Regions from separate parts of the Homo sapiens genome. Here region 1 is linked to region 2. A link is a loop called in an ENCODE intact Hi-C map of the cell type or tissue named here. Cell type or tissue: CD4-positive, alpha-beta T cell. All regions are shown on one strand. Links, peaks and the distances in the headings refer to the core of each region. The heading gives the core; the rest is flanking DNA. Region 1 overlaps LOC105376360 (a long non-coding RNA gene). Region 2 overlaps LOC105376360 (a long non-coding RNA gene).

Region 1 (9,116 bases), core at 374-8,373, 52 kb before region 2:
CTGAAAACAAGTAAGCTGAATTTTAAATTCCAAAAATCAGCAAGGAAAAAAATAAGCATCAGATCAAAATAAAAAATAAGAAAGAGAAATGCGAACAGAAATCGATACAATAGAGAAGTACAGGAACAGGGTGGCGGCAGCCATAGGAACAACCAATGATCACGAAAGAGAATAATTCAAAATTCCAAAAGCTGAGTTTTTAAAAATATTAATAATATCAAGACTGATGAAGGAAAAAGAGAGAGGAGATGAGAAAGGGAAATGGAGAGAGAACAGGAGGAGGATGAGGAGCAGACAGAGAGAGAATAAGAATGTAAATAAGAGTCCAGAGTGAGAAGAGGAAAATCATAGTCACCAAAGAGAGTTTGGTCAAGAGTAAGAGAAAATTTCAACATCAGAAAATCTATCAAATGATTTATCTCAAAAACTGCAGCACAAAAGTCTTAGGATAATCTTGATAAAGAAAATACATTTAAGTTCAAATTTATTTGTCAGAAAAAACTACCAAAAAACTAGTAAGGAATTTTTTCACTTGTTTGTTGATATTACTGAGTGTCAACTATATTCTAGCATTATTTATGCATTGAAATATAGCTTGGAATTTTATCGCTTTATTTTCATGTCATATTAATATCATTTTAGAGAGCTATAACCTTCCTAGGCAACACAGTATATCCATTTATAACCATTTATATAAACAGCTTAGGAATTGGCAAATTATATAACTGCCTCTCTCAGTTCAGAATCCTCTGTCATTCCTACACATAATAACTTTACTTTTTGTTTCTTTTGGCCTTTATAGGTATCGGCAAATATTAGCATATGTATTGAGTGTTGTCTTAGAGTGCTAAAATTAAGACCTGTAGTTATCAAGTGAACTATGGAACTACAGATCTTAGATTTCAAAAGGTGTAGGGTTTGTGTATATGTGCATGTGTGCACATGTGCACAGCGTGTGTGTATAATTTGTTTGTAACTTGACCTTTCCTTTCCTTGAAGAAGGGCACAGGAGACAGTCCTAGACAGGTTCTCCATATTTTCTTCGTTCAGAAGTGGCTCAAATCTATTTTTTTTGCAGGTGCTAAATAAAATCAAGATGAAGCTAAACAGATGGTCACACCTCCCTCTTCTCATCTCAGTTAGTCAGCCTGATTAAAATGGTCATTCTTCCAAAACTTGCATGTCTTATGCAAATGCTTCAAATATTTCCACAAACCATATGTCCAATATCCTAACTTGAGGGTGAGTAGATTTATGTGAAAAGTTAGTATCGACACCCACTCCAATAATGCATTCCCAGAGATTTCAAAGGAATTCCGTTGGGGTATTTTGGTTTGGCAGACACCGATAAAATGTAGAAATTTCTATTCGAGTGGTTAAAATATTCAGTCAGTGGTGTCTTTAACAAGAAGCAATCTGTACCCCTGAGTAGTTAACTGTGAACTTGACAAACATCAAATGCTTATGTCTTGTATAAGAAAATGACATTTTAGCCTTAAGTAAAAATTTAAGATGTCTTCATAACTTAAAAATAATTGTATTTCATTTCCTTTATTTAATCTGAATTGAAGACCCCATTTTTTGCCAAGATCCATGTTGAAGAAGAATGTCTGGAGTTGTGAATGAATGAATGAGTTTTCTGTTTACATTCTGTGGCCATGGTACAGATTGTCCAGAATGGCCCGCTCCCCATTCTGGACAATCACCTGAGGACTGAGTCCCAGGTTCCATGTCTGTTATGGTGATAATAATAGGTCACTTTAGGGGAGTCTGTGAGGATGACCTTCGGTGACCCGTGTGCAGAATCTCTCAGAATTGTGAGGCTCAGAAAACAAGACCCCAAAGTATGGCGCCAGAGCATGTCAAGTGCTTTGAGCTGGAGGAAATGGGAAGGCCGCCTACGCCAGGTCTCTCCGACCCTCTCCTGCCCTCATGTCTCTCTCTGCCCTCTTTCTGCCCCAAAGTGAGTCATAGAAAACAGAATTCCCCTTCCCTAAGGTGGGTCATGGGCACTAGAATTCCTCTCCCCAAAACCAGCCATGAAACTTAGAAAGGTCACTGTCTCTCTTCCTCCTCGGAGACCCTCATTCCAGAGGAGTCCTGCCCTCTTCCTGAGAGGTAAGGAACACAAATGGAGAAGCCATGGAGAACAGGAACAGGTGGGTCTTGCTGGGCTTACCCTCACTCTCTCACCATTAGATCACAGTCTTCTGTCCCATCACATTCCTACATGTCTGTCCATGCTTCCATCCATCCTAAGTGTAAAAAGACACAGTTTTCCCTGGGCCTTTGATTCTTCATTTCTGAAGGATCTCGTGTCATGTAAAATTTGGACTAAATATTATGCCTATTATGCTTTTCTCCTGTTAACCTGTCTTTTGTTCTAGGAGTCTCTGCTATGACCCTTGTGATGGGTGAGGGAAGACATCCCACCTATCGGACTCTACAGAATGCATGCTCAGGCCCTCCGTAAATACCTTCTGTCTATAGGAATATCGATGAAATACTCAAGTAATTAATCTTTTGCTGAGCATTTACTCTGCGCATGCAAAAATTGAAAATGGCCCACGTTTCTAGGGGGAAATATTACCGCCGAATTCATTGATTCTGGCTTCTGAACACTTCTTCAAGAAGCTGGTTAGAGCACCTACCTACATTCAGAAAATTCTTAAGAGAGATCAATATTGTATGGGGATTCTTGATTATCAGGTTAATTTGGACTATAAATACTCTCTTAATTGGTCTGCAATGCAATTACCAGTGAATCCCACAGCACCAAAAATGTGTAGTTATTCACACATACACAGGTCGATGACACAGGACCCTCTAGGAACACTGGTGCACTCTCTTTATTTGCAGAAATTATACATATGCTCTCGATTCAAGCCTCCAGGCTAATTACTGATCCTCCTTGATTAAAAATGTGAAATTTTAAATTAAACCTACGTTTAATCAAATATTTCATTAAAGTAATTTTAAAATGTTTTGCAAACCACACTATTAACATATTAGGAATGTTACACAATGTCCACTTTTATTAACACATCAATTAGTCAGCGTTTACTGCCTGGGTGACTGCTTTCCAACAAGGATTGTCAAGCCTCCAAGAGTTAATGATGGAAGTAGGCTGCAGGAAATCAGCTTTCCACTTTTCTCATTTTATTTTCTAACTTCCCATCCCTAAGTCAGGTTCTGACATACACGTTTGAATAAGAAGATGATCACCTGAGTAAGAAAAATATCATTTTGTTGTTACTATGTCTAGTTATTTATTCATGTCATAAGATAGCCCCTTTATCAGTTGAAAGCTCCTGGAATTACTTCTGATTTAAAGATTATAATGTCTTTTTGCTCCCAGGACTGAGCCTCCTGGCTCACCATGCACGCACACCTTTCACATAACTGATGTGTTCAGTGTCATCAGCCTGCTATTTCCTAGGGTCTTCTAGGGTGGACCACCTCTCCAGCCACTGTGGCCACAGCTGTGGTGAAAACCATCCAGTGGTCGTCCTTTTGCATGGTTCATAGTCAATAGAGACGGACAATTTTAGTCGTTGAAATTGTACTGCTAAGCAGACGTACCAAACCCATGAGTTGGATCAGAAGTGAAAGCTAGGATAGGTGTAAATTCAAAACACCTGCACTCGTACTATGGTGCCACATTGAATACTAAGGGAACAAATATTTTTGAGGCACAAAATGCCCAAATTAGGGATTTTGAGAACTGATTGTGTCTCTATAATACGCAAGTGGTGTGATGAAACGGGGGCAGTGTGCTTTGATGGTTTTATCCTCCAGAAAAAGTAGAGGCTCCCACCAGACCTTGTAACACATGTGTCATGAATCAATCTCACCTTCAATTTGTTTTCTTTATTTTTGACCTACTTGAGGCTCTCAGCTCTTTATCGGCAGACAAGAGTGTCTCTCCTTAGCAGACAAACCGGGGAGATACATTCAGATTGTATCTGTTTCCCTTTTAAATGGAAGACGGCTTTATCCTTCCCTCCCCACTGCCCGGTTTCCAAATGATTTCCACGATTCTCTCAATATGACCCAGTCTCTCAGACTTGGAATCTTCCAAAATCTCACCATCATATGGGCAGAAGTGGCACTTTGCTTTCTGGCTCAGTCTCAACCCCAAAACTCCACTGCTGCCCTTGTCTGCCTTCCCCCGGGAGGACTTCTCGTCGCCAGTTTCAGGGGGAACATGGAACTGTACTCATGATGGGATTTGGGCCAACCCATCAAAACCCATGACACTATCAATGTGTCTGTGCAGCTGACATGTGAATTATTTAGAAACCACTGGGCATGTAAACTGGAAGACCATGTGTTTGGACTGTTCAAATTGGCAAGTGACTGTCTGCTGAAACTTCCTCTGCTTCCTGTAATAGAACTCAACTTCTCCTCCAGCGCCCTGTGCAGAGTGACTTACGTAAGTGCTGTGCACCCAGAGTCAGCCCCTGGCATTTCATAACTCAGCTTTGGTAACCATGTGGTAACATGATTCAAACATTTTGCAAGCTAGTAACCTTTGCTGATAAGTAGTATTAATACCTCCTACCAGAGCTCTGCGTTTACCGCTGAATCAAGTAAACTCCTCACTCCCTTAGAGTGTTGAATACAGTAGCAGATTATTGTGAAATGAATCAATAAATACAGTTTGAGGTGGGCTTTACTGAACTGGAATGACAATCTGGCATCTTTAGCTGTGGTTGGAAGTTAACCTCTACCCGGTCCTGCTCAAGTGGCTTTCTTTCTAACTATGCTCACTGTCCTGGGCTGAGTCTCCAGTCTTTTTGTGTGTGTGTGTGGTTTTTAATGACATTAAGAATAATAAATTGGTTTGGGGGATGAATCACTATTTTAATAATTTTTTTTTTCTTAAAAATCACTATAAATGCCTGGAATTCTGAATTTTAGATGAAAGATCTCAGTTTCTTCTGGTGATAAGCATTTGTCTATACATTTTCTTTTCTTTTTTTTTTTTTTTTTTTTGAGTCCGAGTGTCGCTCTGTCCCCCAGGCTGGAGTGCAGTGGTGCCATCTCGGCTCACTGCAAGCTCCGCCTCCTGGGTTCACGCCATTCTCCTGCCTCAGCCTCCCGAGTAGCTGGGACTACAGGCACCTGCCACCACGCCTGGCTAGTTTTTTGTATTTTTAGTAGAGACAGGGTTTCACCATGTTAGCCAGGATGGTCTCGATCTCCTGACCTCGTGATCCGCCTGCCTCGGCCTCCCAAAGTGCTGGGATTATAGGCATGAGCCACCGCGCCCGGCTGCATTTGTCTATACCTTAACCAGGGATACGTCTGCACTGGCTCAGGTCTGTTCACACTGGGGCCAGCTCTCTTTCTCTCTGTCTCTCTGTCTCTTTGGCTCTGGACCTGTGTACTTGCCTGTCTGTGTTGGGATTCATGACCTCATTCTTCTCCTCATTCCTCTTGATCACACTCCTCCCAAGAGAGAGGCTGTTCCTTCACTCTCCGATGTTTCCACCCTAGTCCTGCTCAGGTGGCTTCCTGGGGAATCCCTGAAGGCTCTCCTCCTCCCGCCAGGGGCTTGGCAGGCTGCAGGCTCAGGTGCTGTTACGGAGCTACTGGTTCCCGGGCATGGCCACGTCCCAGCAGAATAACTTCTCAACTTCCAGTAGCCCTCGCAGCTCCCGCCGTTCAGAAGACATGAAACAAACACACGAGAAAGTGACTCTGCAGGTAGAACTAGAAGCTGCCCAGCTGCTTCGTTCCCAGCCTGAGAAAGCCGTCCAGGAGCAAGCGGACATCTGAGTCACACGAGGCCTTTTGTGACCAGCAGCCTGAGGCCTGACCTGGGCCCTTCTCTGCAGTCCCTGGACGCCCATTGTCAGGTGCCCTTTCACACCTCACAGACCCTGGACAGGCCCCTGAGTGGAGGAGCGTGCTGGCCCAGCCTCCACTCACCCTCGGGCCCCAGGCCAACATGACAGCCCCTGTCTCCAGGTCCAGGCCCCTCCTTCCACCCCAGGGTCCTGCCTTTCCCTGCCGGGCCCCTGTCTTGTAATCAGTCTGGCCCCTGCCCCACAGGGCTCTCCCTTTCTCTGCTCCCATCTGTCTGAGGACCAGCCTCCCTGAACCCAACCAGCCTCCCTGGACCTCCCTGTCCCCAAGCTCCTATAGGTTTCCTTGTCGGCCATCCCCTGATAATTTACCTGAAGCTTTTCTAGCATCCATGCCTTTAGCTCATGGTGCTGCTTCTTAATCTACTCCCTTGGGAAATAAGGGGATGTAGAGCAAGAGCTCAAGACTTGGGGTCAAATGGACAAGGTTGAATCTCTGGGTTTGGCCCCTCTGTGTGTAGGATTTGGGTAATTTATGCCAGCTCTAGCTCCTCACCTGCAAACCAGACCCAACAGTGGCCATGGCATGAGGTTGTTGGTAAAGGTTGGACAAGGCTCTGAGAGCAGCTATGACACAATGAACATAGATGAGGAGCCAGTAGGCATCAGCAGACTTTCCTTCCTCTGACTTCTTGGGGGAACTTCTCTGGCTGTCCCAGCTCCATGCGTCCGCCTAGTCTCAGGCTCACCCGTGTTCCTGGCCCATCAGAGTCTGTGGTCTCTAGAGATAATGTTCATTATAGGCAACATGGAACCCTTGCTGTGAATCAGGCACAGTCCTGGGCACTTCACAGGCATGATCTCACTCGGTCCTCCACACAGCCCTGCGTGTGGCTACCTGCAGGTGAGGCCTTGAGGCTTGAAGAGGTGGAGCGGCTGTCTCACTGCACCTGTGGTAAGGGTGAGATCCCACATGTGTCTTCAGGACCATCTGTGCACACGGAGTTCCTACATTTCTTTCTTAAAGCTCAGACCTCTTCTCAGAGCTTCAGGAAAGTATATCCAGCTAACAAGTGGACAGTTCCACCTGGGGACATCAAAGCCCTTCAGCCTTGGCCCGTCCAGAGCAAGACCTGGCTCCGTCCTCCCGAGACCCTGGTTCGCCTCACTTCCTCTGGGGCCTCCATCATAGCCAGAACAGTGAAGTCTGCGCAGTTGTTCATGCCAGAAATCCGGCAGTCATCCCCGGCCCTCCCTCCCTCCCCACTTCCCTCCTTCCCTCCCTCCCTCCCTCTTTTTTCTCCCCAGCCCCACACAGTCCATTGCTAACTCCCCCGATCTTGCTCCCTAGCTGTACCCTGTACATTGTTCTCTGTCTCCATGGCTGCATTCGCGGTGGAACCTCACCTTCTCTCATCTGTTTCTGGCGCTCATTTTCATCCCATACTGCGCTTGCAGCTGGAGTGGCCTTTTACACATTCAGTCCCTCTTGTGTCTAAACTGCTTAGGTGGCTTTTCAATGATCTTTTGATGAAGACCCAAATCCTTAACGTGGCGATGAGGCCCCACGCCCTCTCAGTCCATCTCTCCCTTAGCCTTTCCTTCTCAGGTCCCGGTTCCTTCTCGGGTCCTTCTCTCGGCTCCTTGGGGGGCCTCCTCCTGCAGGGTCCCTTGCCCTGTTCTCTGGGGCCCATGTCGCTTAAGAAGGGCGGACTCTGCAGACCTCAGGAAAATGCTGCTCTTGTGGTAGCCCAGACTAGCCCAGGCCCCCATACGCTGGTGCCACAACATGTGTGTGTCTTGACTTCAACGGCTGGTCGTCTCTGTTTGTAATTTTGCACTGGCATGATGCGTGCTTGCCTTTCCCACTTGGTAGAGTCACACCTCTTAGGTTCAGGCACGGGCGTTCCCCTGTGTATCCCACCTCTCATGTTCTCCACCGTAAATACTTATCCTGGCTTCTAACCCGGGGCCTGCCCATGGCTGCGATCTCATTGGTACGTGTTGATTAGATGAACAAATCAATGCAGTAATAGATGAGAGAAAGAGGGGCACGAACCTCTTCAATGGAGAATTAAGGTACAGCAAGGTTTCCTGCCATGAAAGGAGCCTATGTCTCAGATTAATACCGTATCAACTCTATTTATTAAGAAATATTTATCGAACGTTCCTATAGATCAGTTGCTTTGATGACTATCTCCTCTGGGAAAATACACCCCAGTTAAATCCTCAATCTGTACAAACTTAGATGTTTTCTATGACTGATTCTACGCTGCAGGATCCCTGGGCCACGGGGAGGGAGCACAGCCACCCATGCCATCCCCACGTTTCCTGCTGCTCCAGGGCCCTGCATTGGTGAGGGATGAGTGAACCGCAGAAAGGGGAGAGGGTCTGAACCCTTGAGGCTGGAAGGAGAGAAGCACTTCTGCCTGCAGTGTCCTTCTCAGAAGCAATGTTTACAAGATGAGAGTCAGCTCCGGACAGCTGAGAGTTGGGGCTTCTGTGCGTCTCCAAGGGGCAAGACATTCTCCTTCCTTCATCTTCACCTTCCTCTTATTTCTGAACACCATTACCTGGGAGCAAACGCTTTTTAGAGGTGAATTTGGGCTCAAAGGAGGATTTCTAGGGCAAGGAGAACTGGGAATTTGATAGAGTTTCAGACGTTTTTGAAGATTATCTCTGGAAAAGTGCTGTGGCTGAGGTCCAATTCTGCTGGCTGGCTTTTCACACGTCTTCCAAATCTGTCCAGGTCACATCTTGAGAAGAGCAGATTGGTAATTTTTTCACCCGTTTATCAGCCCCTAGAGCAACTCTCAACGCTTCTTGCTTTGGTGCCTCATTTCTCTGAGATGAGTGAACATTCTGCGTCGGTTGCTTTGCTCCGTTTTGAAGGTAACACTGTCTAGAGCTCCCTTAGACAATGAGTTTACCCAAGCATTAACCAGCCTTCGGGATTTAGCAACACAGACACGCAGGCATGCATGAGTGGATGCATGCACACACAGACACACACGTACACACATGGGACAGCCCACACACAGAGGTTTCCTCTGCAGGCACAGACACAGGTTACAAGTGACGTGGAAGTCTGACTCAGTATTTTATCACCTACGTGCGTCCCTCTATTTGTATCAGTGCATAAGTGGGGATATTGTTTTGCTTTTACATATTTGCAGGCTGAATGCATGTTCAGATTTTAACAAGAGCATTTACCAAGCACCTTTACAGGATACACCAGCTTTACACATTATGGCCAGCTCAGGGTGTCTGCAGGCTGGGTTTCTGATGCTCACTTGACAGAGT
Region 2 (9,116 bases), core at 811-8,810:
CCTGACCTCATGATCCACCCGCCTCGGCCTCTCAAAGTGCTGGGATTACAGGCGTGAGCCACCACGCCCAGCCCTGTTTTCTATTGATATGGTGAAATACACTAATTTTTGACAAATGAACCAACCTTGCATTGTTGGGATTAATCCCACTTGGTCATGAGGGATTGTCTTTTTTTACATATTATTGGATTTGATTTGCAAATATTTTATGAATAAATTTTCAGGTACATTGTAAGGAATATTAATCAATGGCATTTCTATCTTCTTTATCTAATCTTTTTATAAAGATAATTAATTAATAAAATAGGTTCAAAAGTAATCCCCTTTACAAGATTTTCCACAACTTTTTGAAAGAGCTTACATAAAACTGGTATTGTTTCTTCTCAAAGTTTTTACAGAACCCACTGATAAATCAATCTAGGTCTGGACTCTTCTTCATCAAAAATTTTAAATTAAGAAGCCAATTTAAAAAATAAATCTAGAGCTAGTCATAGTTTCTATTACTTCTTGTGTCAGTTTTTGATAACGTGTCTTTCAAGTAATTTCTCAATTTTATCTAAAATTGTTGAATCTATTGGCATAATGCCTACATATTTCTTTGTATTTCTTCTAGGTATATTAAGTAGTTATGTTATTGTAGTTTGCAACAGATCACTAACTTCTTGACAAAAGGAAAGGGTGAAGAAACTTACAGATTCAGATTTTATTTTATTTTTTTGAGATGGAGTCTCACTCTGTCACCCAGGCTGGCGTGCAGTGGTGCGATCTCGGCTCACTGCAAACTCCGCCTCCTGGGTTCAGGCCATTCTCCTGCCTCAGCCTCCCAAGTAGCTGGGACTACAGGCGCCTGCCGTCAAGCCCAGCTAATTTTTTTGTATTTAAAGTAGAGACGGGGTTTCACCATGTTAGCCAGGATGGTCTCGACCTCCTGACCTCATGATCCACCTACCTCAGCCTCCCAAAGTGCTGGGATTACAGGCGTGAGCCACTGTGCCTGGCCTAGATTCAGATTTTAAAAGAAATTACCAGTTAAAAGTCAATTTGAAATTTTCATTTCTGAAAATTGTTTGTAAATCAATTAAATAAATAGGATTCAGGCTGGGCATGGTGGCTCACGCCTGTAATTCCAGCACTTTGGGAGGCCGAGATGGGTGGATCACTTGAGGCTAAGAGTTTGAGACCAGCCTGGGCAACATAGTGAAACCTCATCTCTACTAAAAATACAAAAATTAGCCAGATGTGGTGGCAGGTGCCTGTAATCTTAGCTACTCAGGAGGCTGAGGCAGGAGAATTGCTTGAACCCGGGAGATGGAGCTTGTGATAAGCTGGGATCGCAGCACTGCACTCCAGCCTGGGTGACAGAGCAAGACTCTGTCTCAAATAAAAATTAAAAAAAAATAGGATTTTGTTTGCAAGAAGTTTTGTGAAGATAAAAAAAGACAGTGAAGAAGGACACTGCAGGACGGATGCTGCATTCCGGGAAACAGCCTGAGTCGCAGAAGCTGGTTGCATGGTCTGCTCACCAGTTTAACTGAATTACAGGAATCTGGTGTAGTGCTAGTGGGAGACAGTGCCAAAAAGAAAGACGTGAATCAGACATAGAAAGCTGCAGTGACCAGGCCAGAGCATCAGAGCAAACTCCACCATCAGTGAGGACCTCTGCAGGCAGTGGTTATGCCTTGGGGACAGTGATAATTTGTTCTATAGATACAGAACCATACGCATTTTGTAGGACAGTGTGCCCCAAATAGTGGTGTGCCCAGAGATTAATTCAATGGCATCTAAATGCATATTTTTATTTTAATATTTATGTGTTCACTTTAGTGGATACAATAAATACACAACATACACACAAATCATGCTATTTAAAGAAAAAAATTGATTCATGTATAGCACCAATAATGAACAAGTATGGCTAAAAGAGAAAATCATGATGGTGACAAGAAGACGGCACTTCAGGGGCTTGAGTGCACTGACTTTCAGCTACTCCCCAGGAATCAGAGCAATAGTAAAAATGGCTAATATTCACATAAACCTTGCTGTGCATTAGAGACTCGTAGCGGTTCTCACTACAGTCCTATTTGGTAGATGCCACTGTTACCATCTCACAGGTCGGATGCCAGGGAGCAGCGAGGTGAGGGAACCAGCCCTGCAGCCAGCGTGCTCAGGGGCCACGCGTTCAATGACGATTGCTTAACTGCTTTGAATTCCACCCTCCCGAGGTCCCTCCACCACCTCTTCAAGAGGGGAGGAGCTTCTTCCCTTGGATGTTCCCTTCAGAGAAGTCTCTACTTACAGAGCTTTTCTGATTTGTGGGGGGTTTCATGAAAGTGAAATAAATTACAAAACTGGTCTGGAATCTCTTCTTACAGCGCCGTTGTAATCTCTGTGCCAGTAATCCCTTCCCTAAAGGGCCCAGATTATAAATATTGCTCCATGGCACAGCAGGGAACTTCCCTCTAATTTACTGAACTTCCTCTGTCTTTTCTCCTTTCGAGCATTCTTTGTACAGAATCATGTTAAGTACAACAAATAATACAAAATAACAGTGTTGTCCACAGCTACAATGTAAAACCAATTTCTCTGCTCCACCCCACGGTCCTTATCATTCCCATGCCCATGGCACCCAGTGCCATGTACTTGCTGCTTTAAAAGGGCATCACATTGTCCATGGGAGCTACGGATGCTGGAGGTATTCCTGTCCCAGCTCTGGATGAGAATGTTTCTGGGAGTCCGTCCAGCCCTGAGTCCCCCAGACCCCCAGATAGTTCTCCAGAGACAGCCTCTCAGGAGTGCCCTGGCTGTCCTGGGCCTCAACTGCCTGGCTAGGGCCATGATCCAGGTGGACACCTAAGCCATTGTGAGCCAGTGGATCTTCTGTCCTAGAAATCAGGAATCAGCACTGGGTGACTTGGCGTCCTGCACTAGGGCACGTGCAGGCCCTGCTGTGCCACAGGGTGAGCTGTACGATGGGCAAGTCTACGTATGACGTTGACTGATTTGGTGGGAGCATTGGGACAGCAGGGAGAAGGGGACACCAGCTGTAGAGAGAGAGAATAATCTTCAAAACCCCGACAGATTTCCATGTCCCAGTTCCATCTCCTTTGCATCCCCCAGTAAATACCCTTTATTTTTACTTAAGCTGCTCCTTCTTGGCCCCATTGACCCCGTGAGCAGCCACTCCCCGATGGACACCCTAAGCCTTGTGCTCTCTGGGGATAGTGAGTGAATTTTCTACGTTTCATCTTACTGAGACTGGCCGGCAGGTCCCTGACCTCTGGCAAATTCTGCTGCAATGATTATTCTGACTCAGTTTGTTGGTAAAACTGCCTTTTGGTAAGGGAGGGGAAAACATCACAATCCAGATCTCCTTTCTTCCTCTCAACTCCTGCGCAATGTCGTGTTGTCTTTTCTAACTTTTTTCTGCCTGCAACACATTTCATGTGTCCATTCATTTGTTCCTTACTTCCTTTCTTTATTTACACATTCGACAAATACTGATCATATGCCCACTACGTGTTGTTCCAGGGGCATGGGGGATCCACCGAGAACGAAACAAGTGCAAGCCTCTGCCTGGTGGAGTTTGCGTTCTTGTTTGGGGAAACTGACCAAATACAGAAGTCATGAGGAGCAGCCTGTTAGAAGGTGAATGGTGCTGCGGAGGAAAGGAACAGCAGGAAGAAGGACGGAGAGCGGGAGACAGGAGGTGAGGAGGTGGAGAGGCAAGTTACGCAGATACACAGCAAGAGTGCTCCAGGCAGGAGGGGCCCCTGTGAAGGCTGCAGAGCTTGAAGACACACAAGGAGGTGGCTGGATCCAGAAGAGCAGGAGGAGATGTTGTCAGAGGGACGGAGTGGTGGGTTTGTGGGGCATCTGAAGGCCAGTGGGAGGACTTTGGCTTTTGCCCCCAGAGACATGAGGAGGCCTTTGGGAGCGTGGAATAGCAGAGACACATCTGAATCATACTTTCTCTCTTCACTCTGACTGTCATGCGAAGAAGGGGGGTTGGGGTTGAAGGCTACAGAGGGGTGAGGTGAGGAGGTCACGGTGTGCCGGGTGACCCCTCCCAGGGAGGCGGCAGCAAAGGCGCCAAGACCTAGGACTCTGGGTCCTTGTTGCAGGCATATCTAGAGGGATGATTGTGACGGCAAGAAGGCAAGGCTGGCAGGGAGAACACGTCCAACCTCATATCCCCTCTGTGATGGTGTGAAAAGGTCAGACCAGCGATAGGCTTGGGCGCCATATCAGTGTCTTCCTCTAGTAAATAACGGAGACAGCGGCAAGCAGTTCCATGTGCATGTGGTTCTTAGCACCCACATACCTAACCTGACTTTTCATGTATTTATTTTTGTTGAGACAGAATTTCGCTCTGGTTACCCAGGCTGGAGTGCAATGATGCGATCTCAGCTCACTGCAACCTCTGCCTCCTGGGTTCAAGTGATTCTCCTGCCTCAGCCTCCCGAGTAGCTGGGATTACAGGTGCCCGCCACCACACGCGGCTAGTGTTGTATTTTTAGTAGAGACGGGATTTCACCGTGTTGGCCAGGCTGGTTTGATTCTCACTTTGATTTATTTGAGGAAGCTTGTATTATCATTCCAATTTAGAGATGAAGAAACGGGGAAAAGAGTTTAGTTGAGTTGCCCAAGGGGACATAATTTGGATATGATGTCACAATTTAAACCCAATGTGAGGAGCATCTTGCAGAGTTGCTGTGAATAGCGAAGAAAAATGCAAGCGACTTCAGGGTTTGAAAATATTATATGAGTTTGTACGAAGATGTGCTATTTACAAAACACGCTTGTTTCTCAAGCCTTATTTAGCAATGCTAGGTATGTTTTTTTCTGATAGCAGTAAGAACAGGAAGGAACAGATGAACAAAGAGACCACAGGCACATTTGATGTGTAGTATTTCCATCTTTGGGGATGTTACAGCTATGTGACTATCTATTTAATTCTACATTAACATAACTTTATTTGACTCAGAAAATCAATAGACTATTTTTCCAGGCTGCAGTTTGGCAACAACCTATGGCCTGAGAATCGAATGACTTAAGATCCATCCTGGCTTCCCCGCCGGCTGAAGTGCAGCCTCTGGGCAGGCGACCCGCAGAGTTAGAGCCATCTGAGTCCCGGGCCAGCCTCACCTCCAGAAGGTGATGCCTGCTCTTTGTTTTCAGACCACACAACACACACAGGGGCGGGGCTTTGCAGAGCGCTCTGGCCTCCAACACGTATCACCTATACGCTAAACAGTTACTTTTCCTGTATTGTGTAACTTACCCAGAAACTTGCGTTCAGCAAGCCTCCGGGGATAAAAATACAATCCTACCGTGTAAAAATATCCTTTCTTCTCGGATTTTCTCTACCCCTTCTAGAGTTTCCCCCAGGGCAGATGCAAGGGGGCACTCTCCTGGGCCTCAGCCTGCCTGGTCTCCCTGAACTGAAGCCTGCTCGACAACAGTACGGGATTGCACAACACCCCCGCTCAGCTCCAGCCCCCGATCTGGAAGCTGCTGAAGAGAGAGATACCTCGACTTTTATCTGATTCTCCAACTCTCCGCATTCCAGAAAAGCAACTCAAGATCTAATTTGCTTAGTCATTTAGTTGAAACTGCAGTAAGAGAGGTGGCAGAGAAAGTGAAGCAGTAGCCAAATTAGATAAGGAAAAAAAAAAGTGAAAACATGTTTCGTTTTGTTTTTTTAAGATTCAAATAAAAACCATGATTTATTTATTTATTTATTTATTTTTTATTGCTCAGGATTAATTTCCCTGCTGTTTAAAATGTCCACAAAAGGCTGGGCACGGTGGCTCACGCCCGTAATCCCAGCACTTTGGGAGGCCAAGGTGGGTGGATCACGAGGTCAGGAGATCAAGACCAGTCTGGCCAACACGGTGAAACCTCGTCTCTACTAAAAATACAAAAATTAGCCGGGCATGGTGGTGGGTGCCTGTCATGGCAGGAGAATCACTTGAACCCGGGAAGCAAAGGTTCCAGTGAGCTGAGATGATGCCACCACACTCCAGCCTGGGTGACAGAGCGAGACTCCATCTCAGAAAAGAAAAATGTCCACAATATGCAGTTATGGGACAGAAATGACCCTGTCCACCTCTGTATTCATTCCTTCATTCTCCTTTCACTCGGAGGGCGAGTATAAAGTCCTCGCAGTACATGGTGCCCTGGAATAGAGACTGCATTTCCATGGAGATTTAGGGGAAAATGCCAATTAGTGTCTGAATCTTCTTATCACCGCTCAATGTAATGAAACGAAACAGGCATTCCCCAAGTGCCCATGGTACCTATGCAACGCCAACCCCTAGTTTGGGTAGAGCAGAAAAAATTCTGAGAACAGAAAAACCAAGTGTCTGTCCAAATGGTTTGTTATAAGAGAACAAACTTCACTTTCTGCCTCGACGACTTGTGGGCACGCAGAGAGGAGGCTACCAGGAATCTTCTGCTGTGGATTTTCACCTGAGCTGTAAGTGTGAGCACCTCCCTCCTTAGTGCTCGGACTTGGAACAATCAAACCTTGGGCTCTCCGGCATCACAGAGACAAGAAAAGCTTTTCTCTGTTGGGTAAATTATTAATCGTGGCACTGTATCCCCCTTGACATCAATAAAGTCACGACAATCAATTTGTCATGGTCCAGTGTGTGCTCATGACCGACTTGCCCTGTAATGTAGGTCAAACTTGGATTTGATGCTCTGATAACCAGAGACGTGGGATGAAAGTGGGGTTTCTCCTGGTCTGGCAGAACATGGCTTCCATGTCTGAAGCTTCCAGGAGGCAAAGCACATCGGCAGAGCAGGGAGCTCAGCCCTCGACGCGGGGCAGAAGAGCCACAATGCAGGAACTTACTATCCACAGTCACTACCACGCCGCTGTGGTTGCACCCAGGGAAGGAAGTGGAGAGAAAGGCACGGCTGGCTTGGAACTCCTGCTTCTGGTTCCGTTTTGCTGCATCAATAGGTGAAAAATAACTTTTTTTTTCCTCTAAGGAGAGAGTATCAGAATAGAAATAGTGTATCCTCCAAATATATTTCAGAAACAGGGAAAAAAGGAAAAATGCTTAATCAATTTCTCTTAAAAAAGAAAAAGAAAAAGAAAAAGAAGCAGCAGCCAGCAGGCAAGTGCGGTTAAGAGTGACTGAGCTGGCTTTTCCCCTCTGCCAGGCTGCCTACCTGTGTGGGTTGGAGCCAGCCCTGCAGTGCAAAGCTGGGTGGGCAGAGCCTACCTACTCCTTTTCAGCAGCAAGCCTTGTGAATGGCCCGGCCGGGGCAAATAAGCCAGGTGACTGTGGTGAAGCTTCCTGGGCATCCACCTGCCCCCATCTGCCGTGTTCCCTGCACTTTGAGGCTTCCAGGTGTACAGCTATTTGAAGCCACTCAGACACCAGGGTTTGCCTCCATCTGCCGTCCTGGGGAGACACTGGCTGCTCCTGACATGGGTGCTGGGTCTGCCTGGAACAGCCAGAGGCGTGGCCTCACCAGCATCCTCTGAGCTGGGTGAGCTGCAGGCAGGGACTCTTCTGCAGCCAGTCCCGAAAAGAGCAGGACACGCCTGTGGGAATGGCGCGGGTCTTCCACACCGAGTCTCTGTGCATTGTCCGAGACCACCTCCACGGGGGGAACGGCTCGGGAGTCAGGCATTGTCCGAGACCTCCTCCACGGGGGGAACGGCTCGGGAGTCAGCCAGACTGGGTTCAAGTCCGGGTCACCACTTAGCAACTGTGTGTTTTGGGCAGTTTATTTAATCCTGTGTGTCTCAGTGTCCTCATCCGTGAGACAGGCACCTTGATGTGCGCAAAGGTTAGTTGAGATAATATGAGAACTCCCAGGCTGAGGGTATTTCAGTGACCATGGCTGAATAATCAGCATCCAGGGGCCCAGAACTACAGGTCACAAACATGCACCGTATTCTGCTCACGGGTTCTGTAGCCAGGAGCTCCCGCACGCACAGAGCGACCACTTCTCTCTGGTCCTCAGGGTCTGGTGGCCCCAGGGCCAGGGCTGGAGTCTTCCGCAGGAAACTGCCCACCTCACTCATGGCTGCAGGATGCTGCTATTGTCTGGGACCTCAGCTCGGCTGCATCATGTCCCCCAAAATCCAAATCCATGTGCAGACGTCCTGTCCCCCAGTGCCTGAGAATGGGACTGTTTGGAGACGGGGGGCTTTAAAGAGGTGATTAAGGTGAGGTGAGGTCACTAGGGTGGACTCTAGTCCCATCTGGCTGGTGTCTTTGGAAGGAGAGATTAGGGCACAGACACAGGCAGAGGGGTGACCCTGTGAGGCCATGGCAAGAAGGCGGCCGTCTGAAGCTGCAGAGAGAGGCTTCCGGAGGAAGCAACTCTGAGGACACCTTTATCTTGGACTCCCAGACTCCAGAATTATGAGAATACAGGTTCCTATCTTTGAAGCCTCCCGGCCTGTGATGTGTTGCCGTGGCAGCCTGGCCGACTCTCACTGGGGGACACTGGGAGCGCCCTCTCCATGGCCTTGGCTCCCACTGGCTCGGTTCAAGAGGCCAAGTGATGTCTGCGTGGGGCGTCAGGGCCCACAGCTCACGTGCTGTCAACAAGGCAGACACTGCAGCATCTCTCACCTGCCTGGGGTAGCTCAGCCTCTCGTGCCACCATGACTGTGAGCCATGAGCCCTCCCAAATGCAAGGGGTGAGTGGTCCAAGGCTGCGTCTTGATGGGGGAGGGGGCGTTTCCAGAAGAGAATGTGGGACAGGGATGACTGAGGCCAGTTTCAGAAAACCGTGCCTGGCATGGAGGTTTATGTCATAAGCATTATTTATGACATAAGGCAAATAGACCACAGAGCCTTTTCCTCCCAGGCTGGGCGGTATCTGGGGATGCTCACTGCTCCGTAGTCGCCTCGGGGTCCATCCGTGTCATCACAATCGACAGGATTTCCTTCATTTCATGGCTGAAAAGTATTCACACACTTCTTCCTGGGCTCCAGCAGTGGTGGCACCTTGGCACCTCCCTTGAGAAAGGTTTAAGCTGCACCTCGGACCAGCTGCCTCATGCTGAGACTATGCTGGTCAGTGCTACCATCGGTGTGTGGCCACCTGATGCCAGTGGAAAGCCCTAGGAGCCCACATCCCAG

The links. Hi-C counts contacts between places; a loop is a spot of excess contacts. Peaks named below come from ENCODE experiments on the same cell type or tissue, not always from the same donor. Only the 100,000 strongest peaks of a DNase experiment are listed, where the experiment ranks them.
Region 1: it touches region 2 in a loop (2.0-fold over the local background); 2 of 110 quality-filtered maps call a loop at or near these places.

Annotation. Positions count from the first base shown.
Region 1 is chr10:3,716,046-3,725,161 of GRCh38, reverse strand. The region is part of intron 1 of LOC105376360 (a long non-coding RNA gene); the gene reads right to left. Among named protein-coding and RNA genes, the nearest start is that of KLF6, 65 kb to the left of the region's middle. RefSeq lists an enhancer at 1,368-2,567. In CD4-positive, alpha-beta T cell, for the core only: no CTCF peak of the experiment used is centred there; a DNase peak (open chromatin) is centred at 4,451.
Region 2 is chr10:3,664,873-3,673,988 of GRCh38, reverse strand. All of the region lies in intron 1 of LOC105376360 (a long non-coding RNA gene), which reads right to left. Among named protein-coding and RNA genes, the nearest start is that of KLF6, 120 kb to the left of the region's middle. RefSeq lists an enhancer at 5,145-5,646. In CD4-positive, alpha-beta T cell, for the core only: no CTCF peak of the experiment used is centred there; DNase peaks (open chromatin) are centred at 4,888, 5,188, 6,878 and 7,218; H3K4me3 peaks cover 2,284 bases; H3K27ac peaks cover 1,518 bases.